2 separate regions of the Homo sapiens genome follow, and region 2 is linked to region 1. A link is an interaction called in ENCODE POLR2A ChIA-PET data of the cell type or tissue named here. Cell type or tissue: PC-9. All regions are shown on one strand. Region 1 overlaps SPATA20 (spermatogenesis associated 20). Region 2 overlaps LUC7L3 (LUC7 like 3 pre-mRNA splicing factor).

Evidence for each region. ChIA-PET counts read pairs that join two places held together with the same protein. Peaks named below come from ENCODE experiments on the same cell type or tissue, not always from the same donor. Only the 100,000 strongest peaks of a DNase experiment are listed, where the experiment ranks them.
Region 2: POLR2A ChIA-PET joins it to region 1 with 30 read pairs; 8 of 35 experiments call an interaction of 5 or more read pairs at or near these places.

What each region holds. Positions count from the first base shown.
Region 1 is chr17:50,550,900-50,555,899 of GRCh38, forward strand. It overlaps SPATA20 (spermatogenesis associated 20), which reads left to right. Exons shown (of 17, transcript NM_022827.4): 11 at 1-18; 12 at 99-291; 13 at 612-780; 14 at 1,070-1,281; 15 at 3,352-3,551; 16 at 4,333-4,413; 17 at 4,593-4,953. The coding sequence ends at 4,763. Among named protein-coding and RNA genes, the nearest start is that of SPATA20, 6.2 kb to the left of the region's middle. In PC-9, CTCF peaks have their summits at 131 (motif pointing right) and 332; no DNase peak of the experiment used is centred here.
Region 2 is chr17:50,729,998-50,734,997 of GRCh38, forward strand. All of the region lies in intron 1 of LUC7L3 (LUC7 like 3 pre-mRNA splicing factor), which reads left to right. Among named protein-coding and RNA genes, the nearest start is that of LUC7L3, 13 kb to the left of the region's middle. In PC-9, no CTCF peak of the experiment used is centred here; no DNase peak of the experiment used is centred here; H3K27ac peaks cover 495 bases.

The DNA of each region.
Region 1 (5,000 bases):
AACATCAGCCCCAGTCAGGTGAGGACTTCTGGGGTCACCTGACGGGCCCTGGTGCCTGCCAGGCGTGTGAGCTCGCAGACAAAGGCCATTCTCCTCAGGACCCCAAGGGGGAGCTGCAGGGCCAGAATGTGCTGACCGTCCGGTACTCGCTGGAGCTGACTGCTGCCCGCTTTGGCTTGGATGTGGAGGCCGTGCGGACCTTGCTCAATTCAGGGCTGGAGAAGCTCTTCCAGGCCCGGAAGCATCGGCCCAAGCCGCACCTGGACAGCAAGATGCTGGCTGCCTGGAATGGTGGGGCAGCACACCTGAGACCGAGCCTGTCTGTAGGATCCCCCTTCACAAAGCCCCTGTCTTTCCGGCAGCGGCTAAATGCTCACTCTCCCTTGATTAGCGTTATTATTCTCAGTTGACAAAAGAGGCTTAAGGAGCTTGAGTAACCCGCCCAAGGTCACGCGCAAGGGCTGGGAACCCCGCCATGTCTGGCTTTGGAGCCCAAGATCTTAGGGATCACCCATGGCTCCAGGGAGGTGTTGGGGCCTAAGGTGATAGGGTGGACATGCCTGGAGGGTCCTGGCCAGCTTCTTACCACTACTTGTCTCTCCTGGCTCCAGGCTTGATGGTGTCAGGCTATGCTGTGACTGGGGCTGTCCTGGGCCAAGACAGGCTGATCAACTATGCCACCAATGGTGCCAAGTTCCTGAAGCGGCACATGTTTGATGTGGCCAGTGGCCGCCTGATGCGGACCTGCTACACCGGCCCTGGGGGGACTGTGGAGCACAGGTTGGGGGCTGGGTAGACCGGGAGGGCCCGTCTCCCCAACGCGTCCCCAGCCTACCTCTGCCCTACTTCTCCCCTCCATGTGGACTCCAGTCCTGGCTCTGCCAGGTGCTTGCTGTGAGTTTGTAGCTTCCCTGGGCCCATTTACTCATCTGGGAAGTGGGCTGATGGCACCTGCCCAAGAGGGTTCATCTGGAGGGTTAAGTGAACAAATGCGTGAAAGGGCCTCCTCTGGGAAAGGCCCTCTCTCCTGGGGCTCTCCCCAGCCCCTCCCGTAATGCCTGTCCCCCAGCAACCCACCCTGCTGGGGCTTCCTGGAGGACTACGCCTTCGTGGTGCGGGGCCTGCTGGACCTGTATGAGGCCTCACAGGAGAGTGCGTGGCTCGAGTGGGCTCTGCGGCTGCAGGACACACAGGACAAGCTCTTTTGGGACTCCCAGGGTGGCGGCTACTTCTGCAGTGAGGCTGAGCTGGGGGCTGGCCTGCCCCTGCGTCTGAAGGACGGTCAGTGGGGGTGCAGGGCTAGTCTGGGGTCCTGGGAGGTGTAAGTGCAGCGTGGGTGAAGAGCTGGTGTGGGCAGGAGCCCTCCTGGCTTTGTGTCTCTGCTACTTATTAATGGCGTGATTTTTGGCTGCTGTAATATTTCTGTGTCTCAATTTCTTTTTTTTAAATAGAGACAGAGTCTTGCTATGTTGCCCAGGCTGATCTTGAAATCCTGGGCTCAAGTGATCCTCCCACCTCGGCCTCCCAAAGTGCTGGGATTACAGGCATGAACCACTACACTCAGCGTGTTTTGTTTCGTTCCTTTCTTTTCTTTTTATTTCCTTTCTCTTTCTTTCTTTCTCTTTCCTTTCTTCCTTTCTTTCTTTTCTTTCTCTCTTTCTTTCTCTTTTTTTTTTTTTTTTGAGACAGGGTCTCACTGTCACCCAGGCTGGAATGCAGTGGCATGATCTTGGCTCACAGCAACCTCTGCCTCCGGGGCTGAATCAATTCTCCCACCTCAGCCTCCTGAGTAGCTAGGACTATAGGCATGCACCACCATGCCTGGCTAATTTTTTGTAGAGATGGGATTTCTCCATGTTGCCCAGGCTGGTCTGAAACTACTGGGCTCAAGTGATCTGCCCACCTCGGCCTCCCAAAGTGCTGGGATTACAGGCGAGAGCCACCATGCCTGGCCTGTTTCTTAATAAGTAAAATGGAGCTAACATTGGTACTACCTTACAGGGTTGATGTAAAGATGAATGTAGCTGTTCTGTAAACATGCTTAGCACAGTAACTGACACCCATGGATTCAGATATTGACCAAGGCTCACTTGGTCTCTGCCCTCATGAAGCTTACAGTATGGTAGGGGAGACAGCGAAAATGCAGTAATGATGCAAAAACACATGCACAAATGTGCAGTTAAAATTGTGGTGAGTGCCATGAAGAAGTAGGACGCTCTATGTGTGCCTGCTCCCTATCACCCATGTGCCTTGTCTGTGGTTAAAGGTTTCTTTCCCAAAACTCAAATTTTAGCTCCTCAAAGATCAGGACTTTCTGCCACTGTTGTATCCCCAGGGTCTAGTGTGGTTCTGGCACATTGTAAGTGCTTAATAAATGTTAACTGAGTGAATGAAAGGGCCTTGGGAGAGAACCACAGAGGAGGACCAACTCAGCCTAGGGAGAGATTAGAGGACACCTGTGACAGGTGTCATTTAACCAAGGCCTGGAGGGAAAGAGGGGCCATGTGGCCATGGAGAAGCTGTGGAGAGAGTTCAGGCATAGGGAGCAGTGCATGACAGGCCTGGTGCAGGCAGCCTGTATCCTGGAGGACAGGCAGGGCCCGCGTGTTCCAGGAGGGCACCGAGGAGAATGCTGAGGCCGGCAGGGCACGGAAGCCGTCTTTTTTTTTTTTTTTTCCTAAGAAAAGAAGGCTGGTCTCAAACTCCTGGGCTCAGGTGATCCTCCCGCCTCGGCTTCCCAGGTGCTGGGACTACAGGTGTGAGCCACCATGCCCGGCTGGCAAGGAGGTTTTAAGTGGATTGTGATCTGCTCTGGTATGGTTTTAAGGAGGTCACTCTGACCACTGATGGAGAGAAGTGGGGGTGGGGGAAACAGGCGACCAGTTAGGAGGCCATTACTCGTGTTCAGTCCAGGCAGGCATTGGTGAAGGCTCAGAGGATGTGGAAGTATGAGATGGGGAGACATGGTGAGATTTGGATCTCTTCTGGCCACAGCCCTGGCAAGACTCACAGATGGATTAGAAGCGGAGGGAGAGGGAGAGGAAGGGGACAGGATGATGCCGCTCTAGCTTGAGCAGCTGAGTGGCTGGACAGAGGCATCAGCAGCGAGGAGGGAGCCTGGAGACCAACAGTTGAGGCTAGGACAGGTAGAGTGGAGGGTGCCATAAAAAAGACAGCAAAGTACTGATAACTGCTGGAGTGGCATCCACACCCAGAGCGGGGAAGGGGCAGGATGGGCAGGGCCTTTTCTCTGTCCCGTCCCCCAAGTGGCCCTGGATACAGTCCTGGGCAGGGTCCTGGGACTCAGTGACCTGCCCTTACCCCCACCCCCTGCCTCCCTATGTGCTGTAGACCAGGATGGAGCAGAGCCCAGCGCCAATTCCGTGTCAGCCCACAACCTGCTCCGGCTGCATGGCTTCACGGGCCACAAGGACTGGATGGACAAGTGTGTGTGCCTATTGACCGCCTTTTCCGAGCGCATGCGTCGTGTCCCGGTGGCGTTGCCCGAGATGGTCCGCGCCCTCTCAGCCCAGCAGCAGACCCTCAAGCAGGTGGGGGGTGAGGGCATCTGGGCTGGGACCTCGGGTAGGAGGGAAGTTGGGGCTGCGATGGCAGATGGGAACAGGGGGTGGGGTTCCTGGGCTGTCCCCAGAGCTCAGGTCTGTGTGTGTGCAGGCACGTGGCCTGTCAGACAGGGAGGCAGAAGTTAATATGAGTCCGTGGTGGCTGATGAAGTGTTTCTCTGTACGTCTTGGTGTCAGTGTAATTGCTTCTGTCCATACTGTGTTACTGGTGTGTGTGTACTTCCGGGTGTGTGTGACCCTGGAGGTGTGTGTCTGTGCACCTACCTTTGAGGGGGATGCTGGTGTGAGTGTTTGTCTGTCTGCATGTGGATGCCCCATCTGCAGGTTTGCCTCTGTGTCTGCCTGCATGCGTGTGTGTCTGGTGTTTGTGTGTGTGGTATCTGCCTCTGTGTGGGCATCTACTGTGTGTGTGTGTGTGTGTGTGTGTGTGTGTGTGTGTGTGTGTGACTACTCTGTGTCTGTCTGAATGGGTCTCTGTGTGCTCTGGGTCTTCTGGGTGTGTGTCTCCCCATGTTTGTATCTGTACCATTGTGTATATGTATGACATTTCCACTTCGGTATTCTCATGTGTGAGTGTGTGTGTGTGTTCCCACTTGCCAAGCATTAACTCATCCTGGCAGCTGAGATGAGTCCCTGTTCCTTCTTAGAGATATACGGTGGGGCGGAAGGAGGATGGGGAAGCCCTGGTGGTCTAGGGCTCAGCCCTCCCTCCCCTGACACACCGGAGTGACCTTTCTATTCCGGTCAGATCGTGATCTGTGGAGACCGTCAGGCCAAGGACACCAAGGCCCTGGTGCAGTGCGTCCACTCTGTCTACATTCCTAACAAGGTACCCATCCCTGTGAGCCCAATCTGCCACCTCCCCAGAGCTGCCCCCTCCCATCCTCAGCTCCTCAACATCTCCTTCCCCTCAGAATGTTGGGAAGAGGGAACTTCCCAGTGGGCCTTTCTAATGGGCAGGTGACCCCACCCCGGCAGGTGACTCTCCCTGCTCTGCTGCTGCCCTAGGTGCTGATTCTGGCTGATGGGGACCCCTCGAGCTTCCTGTCCCGCCAGCTGCCTTTCCTGAGTACCCTCCGACGGTTGGAAGACCAGGCCACTGCATATGTGTGTGAGAATCAAGCCTGCTCAGTGCCCATCACTGATCCCTGCGAATTACGAAAACTACTACATCCATGACTGCCCCAACCCCCTTGGGGTGGGGCAGAAGGTGAAGCATCCCAACTGACTAGAGACTCAGGCCCTGCAGGGCCCTATAGAACCTGTGGCCATCCCTGAGCACCCTGCCACCAGGTGACCTCGGCCATACTCACTGCCCCCCTTGGGCACCCACTCACCCTAGAATAAACTTAACAGTGTCCCGTGGTAACCTGAGGGCCTCAGCTTTGCTTATGAGGGAGGGACTGGGAACCAGCA
Region 2 (5,000 bases), 180 kb after region 1:
GGCTGGAGTGCAGTGGCACAATCTCAGCTCACTGCAGCTTCCACCTCCTGGGCTCTAGCAGTCCTCCCACTGCTTGAGCAGGCTCCTCCCATTCCAGCCTCCTGAGTAGCTGGGACTATAGGCCCGCACCACCCCTGGCTAATTTTTTTGTATTGGTGGAGATGGGGTCTTGCCACGTTGCCCGGGCTGGTCTCGAACTCCTGAGCTTAAGCCATCTGCCTGCCTCAGCCTCCCAAAGTGCTGAGATTACAGGCGTGAGCCACCACTTCCAGTCTATTATCTTTATGATAAGCAGTTTAACGAAAATAGTGCAGACAGGCCAGGAGTTCGAGATCAACCATGGTAAAACCCCATCTCTACTAAAAATACAAAAATTAGCCAGGCATGGTGGCAGTTGCCCATAATCCCAGCTTGGGAGGCTGAGGCACGAGAATTGCTTGAGCCTGGGAGGTAGAGGTAGTGAGCCAAGATCGAACCACTGCACTCCAGCCTGGGCGACAGTAAGACTCTGTCTCCAAAAAAAAAAAAAAAAAAAAAAAAAGACCTAAAAATAGTGCAGACAGCATTGAAAATATTTGATTAGCTCAAAGGAGAATTGTATTGCTTAGTGTTGGATCTAAGTAGATATAGAAAGACAAAAATCATTAAGATGTCCTTAATGGGCCTGGTGCTGTGGCTCATGCCTGTAATCCCAGCACTTTGGGAGGCTGAGGTGGGCGGATCATTTGAGGTCAGAAGTTTGAGACCAGCCTGGCCAACATGGCTTAACCCCCATCTACTAAAAATAGAAAAATTAGCCAGGCATTGTGGTATGCTCCTGTAATCCCAGCTCCTTGGGAGGCTGAGGCAGGAGAATCACTTGAACCTGGGAGGTAGAGGTTGCATTGAGCCAAGATCGTGACACTGCACTCCAGCCTGGGCAACAGAGTGAGGCTCTGTCTCAAAAAAATAAAAATAAAAACTGTTGATGAGATTGAACACTTGTCACTAGTGTTGCCTTAAATTTATTAAGAGGATAAGTTATGATTATGTAGGTATTTAGAGAGTTTGCATGGGTATTAATCTGTAATAAGCATTTATATCTTTTGGGGATTACTATTAAATGAAGACTGCTGGTATTCCAAAACTTGAGCAGTTCTCATGATTATATCCAAAAGTAAGAAACGAATTCTCTGGGTTTATTCTTTTTTTGAGACAGTCTCTCTCTGTCATCCAGGCTGGAGTATAGTGGTGCGATCTCAGCTAACTGCAACCTCTCCCTCCCGGGTTCAAGCGATTCTCCCACCTCAGCCTCCCAAGTAGCTGGGATTACAGGCACTTGCCATTATGCCTGGCCAGTTTTTGTATTTTTGTAGAGACAGGGTTTCACCATGTTGGCCAGGCTGGTCTTGAACTCCTGACCTCAGGTGATCCGCCTGCCTCCGCCTCCCAAAGTGCTGGGATTACAGGTGTGAGCCACCACACCTGGCCTCTCTGGGTTTGTTCTTATTATCATTATTGATGACTTTATTTGAAGAACCCAAATATGTTCTTCCCATTTTTTCGGATCACTTGTTAATATTTTTAGTTAAAATCATTCTCTGGGGAGAGTTAAAAGAAGCAGTCCAGGTAGCTGGTTTATTGTGTAGAGTAACAGATAATTCTGATGTACCATTAAATGGTAAAGCAGGAGAGTTGGAGTGGAAGGAACACTCAGAACTGGATTGGGGAAATGGAATCTAGTCTGGATTCTGTAGATATAGCTGGATGCTGTCAGGGCAGGTCATGTGGTCTCTGATGGGGTGATTGGACTAGATTAGGTAGCTTCTGGTTAGCCCACAGACAGGCATGTGTTATTTGGTTTACACAGTGCCTAAAAACATTTAAAATAATAATGTGCAGCGGACAGGTCTACGGAAACCTACCCCCAGAGTCTGAAGAAGCTGAGAGGCCAAAGAAAGAGGCTGACAAATCCAGTGTCTTGGAAACATGTAATAGGGACCTACGAACAGAAGCCAGGTCTGTGTCTTGGGCAGCTGCTGGCGTCAAGACAAGATGTCATATCCCCAGACCCAGGGCTTATATGCCATAGGGAAAGGGTATCTGTGCTTCAGAAGGCATGTGTAGGATAATTACTTATGGGCAGGATTTATGTTAAGTACAAAATCATCGAAATTGTTTTGACCTAAGGGCAGGATTTACAGTAAGTACATGTTCTTAACACAAGGAACAGTAGATAAAGTAGAAATCTTAGGGGCATTCCTGGAATTGGAGTTAATCGGAAGTCAGCCTGGCACTTTAACACCCAAGATGGAGTTGCTTTCGCTTTTACATACAGGCTAACACCTTTTTCTTCCAATTTAGCAAATGTACACAGTTTAATCTTTACAATCCCACTATAAGAAATTTATTACCTCCTTATTTATTTGAGTCTTGCCCTTTTCACCCAGGCTGAAGTGCAGTGGCATGATCACCACTCACTGCAGCCTCAACCTCCTGGGCTCCAACGACCCTTCCACCCTAGCCACCCAAGTAGCTGGGACTACAGGTGTGTGACACCATACCTGGCTAATTTTTTTCATTCTTTTTTTTTTTTTTTTTTAGAGACAAGGTCTTACTATGTTGCCCAGGCTAGGCTCAAATGATCCTCCTGCTTTGGCCTCCCAAAATGCTGGGATTACAGGCATAAGCCACTGGGCCCAGCCTATCTCCTTTTTTAATACTATGAAGAAACCAAGGCAGAATTACGACCTCTGGTTCTTTTTCTTTTTTTCTTTTTTAGACAGGTTGCGTTCTGTCACCCTAGCTGGAGTGCAGCGGTGTGATCACAGCACACTGCCACCTCCACCTTTGAGGCTCAAGCAGTCCTCCCATCTCAACCTCCCAAAGTGCTGGGATTACAGGCATGAGCCCCGCCAGGTACCCCTGGTTCTTTAGCAGATAAGCAACGGCGAAGATTCATTGTGCTGTGTTGCAGTGTACCAATTTCACATGCTTGAGAGTCAGGAGGGACTGTAGAGATGTGTTTATTCGTTTTTTTGTTTTTTAATGGTGAACCTTTCTGAGGATCATAGACGTTGTGTCTTACCTACCTTAAACTTACGAAACACTTAAATTGGTCATGAGGCTGTTAGAAGTCCTATTGAAAACAATAAAATTAATCTTTAGATAGAATAATCTCCAAAACCCTAGAATATATTACTGTAAAAATGGGAAATAGAAATGAAATGTTTATAAGTAAAGATAAAATTCACAGTAATAGTAAAACTTTGTTTTTTTTTTTTTGAGACAGAGTCTCGCTCTATCACCCGGTGGTGCGATCTCTGCTCACTGCAAGCTCCGCCTCCTGGGTTCACATCATTCTCCTGCCTCAGCCTCCTGAGTGGCTGGGACTACAGGCACCTGCCACCACGCCTGGCTAGTTTTTTTTTTTTTTTTTTTTTGAGACAGAGTCTCCCTCTGTCGCCCAGGCTGGAGTGCAGTGGCGCCATCTTGGCTCACTGCAAGCTCCGCCTCCTGTGTTCACGCCATTCTCCTGCCTCAGCCTCCCGAGTAGCTGGGACTACAGGCGGCCGCTACCACGCCTGGCTAATTTTTTGTATTTTTAGTAGAGACGGGGTTTCACCGTGTTAGCCAGGATGATCTCAATCTCCTGACCTCGTGATCCGCACGCCTCAGCCTCCCAAAGTGCTGGGATTACAGGCGTGCAGCCAGTTCACAGTAATAGTAAGACTTTTCATGTGTGTGAGGATGGCACACAAAATTTAGTTTTTAAATTATTTTATAACCATACAGTTTATGGCTATAAATAATAGATTCTGGCAATAACTTTTACTAAATATAGTTGTGTGAAATTTTTGAGTCTTCAAAACAGGGTTAATATAATTGAAAGGTTAGGTCACAGTAAAAGTGGCATAATTGTTGCCACATCCTCCCTCCCCCAAATAAACTCTCAAAGAAATGTTTATAAAAATCGAGTATTGGCATTGGTATTTTACTGTGTTGCATTTAAAGTGAACACAAAGTTGAACAAAATGGATGTTTTAAGAATTAGAAAATCATATGGCATCACAAGCAGTGGAACTTCAGAAATAATTTTTAAAAACATTAGCTTTAGATAGCATATAGTCTTTTTAAAATAAACTATTTGTGACAACAATGTTTAAGTTACAAAGAATAATCTTTTTTAAAACTTTTTTTTTTTTTTTGAGATGGAGTTTCTTTCTTGCTGCCCAGGCTAGAGTGCAATGGCCTAATCTCAGCTCACCGCAACCTCCGCCTCCCAGGTTCAAGCAATTCTCCTGCCTCAGCCTCCCGAGTAGTTGGGATTATAGGCATGCGCCACCATGCCTGGCTAATTTTGTATTTTTAGTAGAGACGGGGTTTCTCCATGTTGGTCATGCTGGTCTCAAACTCCCGACCTCAGGTGATCCTCCCGCCTTGGCCTCCCAAAGTGCTGGGATTACAGGTGTGAGCCACTGTGCCCAGCCTTTAAAACTTTTATTATGTTCTTAGAGACGAGTTGTCACTTAATGTTGCCAGGGCCTGGAGTACAGTGGCTGTTCACAGGTGTGGTCCTAGCACACTACAGCCTCAAACTCCTGGGCTCAACTAATCTTCCTGCCTTAGCCTCCCAAGTAGCTGGCACTACAGGCCTGCACCACTGTGCCCAGCTGCAAAGAATAATCTTAAAAATCAAGTATAATAACTTGGAAAGAAAACAGTAGAAAGATACTAAGACATAAAGCTGTATCAGAGTAATATTGGCATAAAACTAGTGGCTTGCCTAGCTTAAACTTATGGAACAATAGTTTTAAATTGGTCATGAGGCCATTAGAAGTCCTATTGAAAACAATAAAATGAGTCTTTAGAAAGAATCTCTCCAAAACCCTAGAATGTATTATTGTAAAAATGGGAAATATAAATGAAATTTTTATAAGTAAAGATAAAATTCACAGTAATAGTAAAACTTTCACGTCTGAGCGCGGTGAGGCCTGTAATCCTAGCACTTTCGGAGGCCG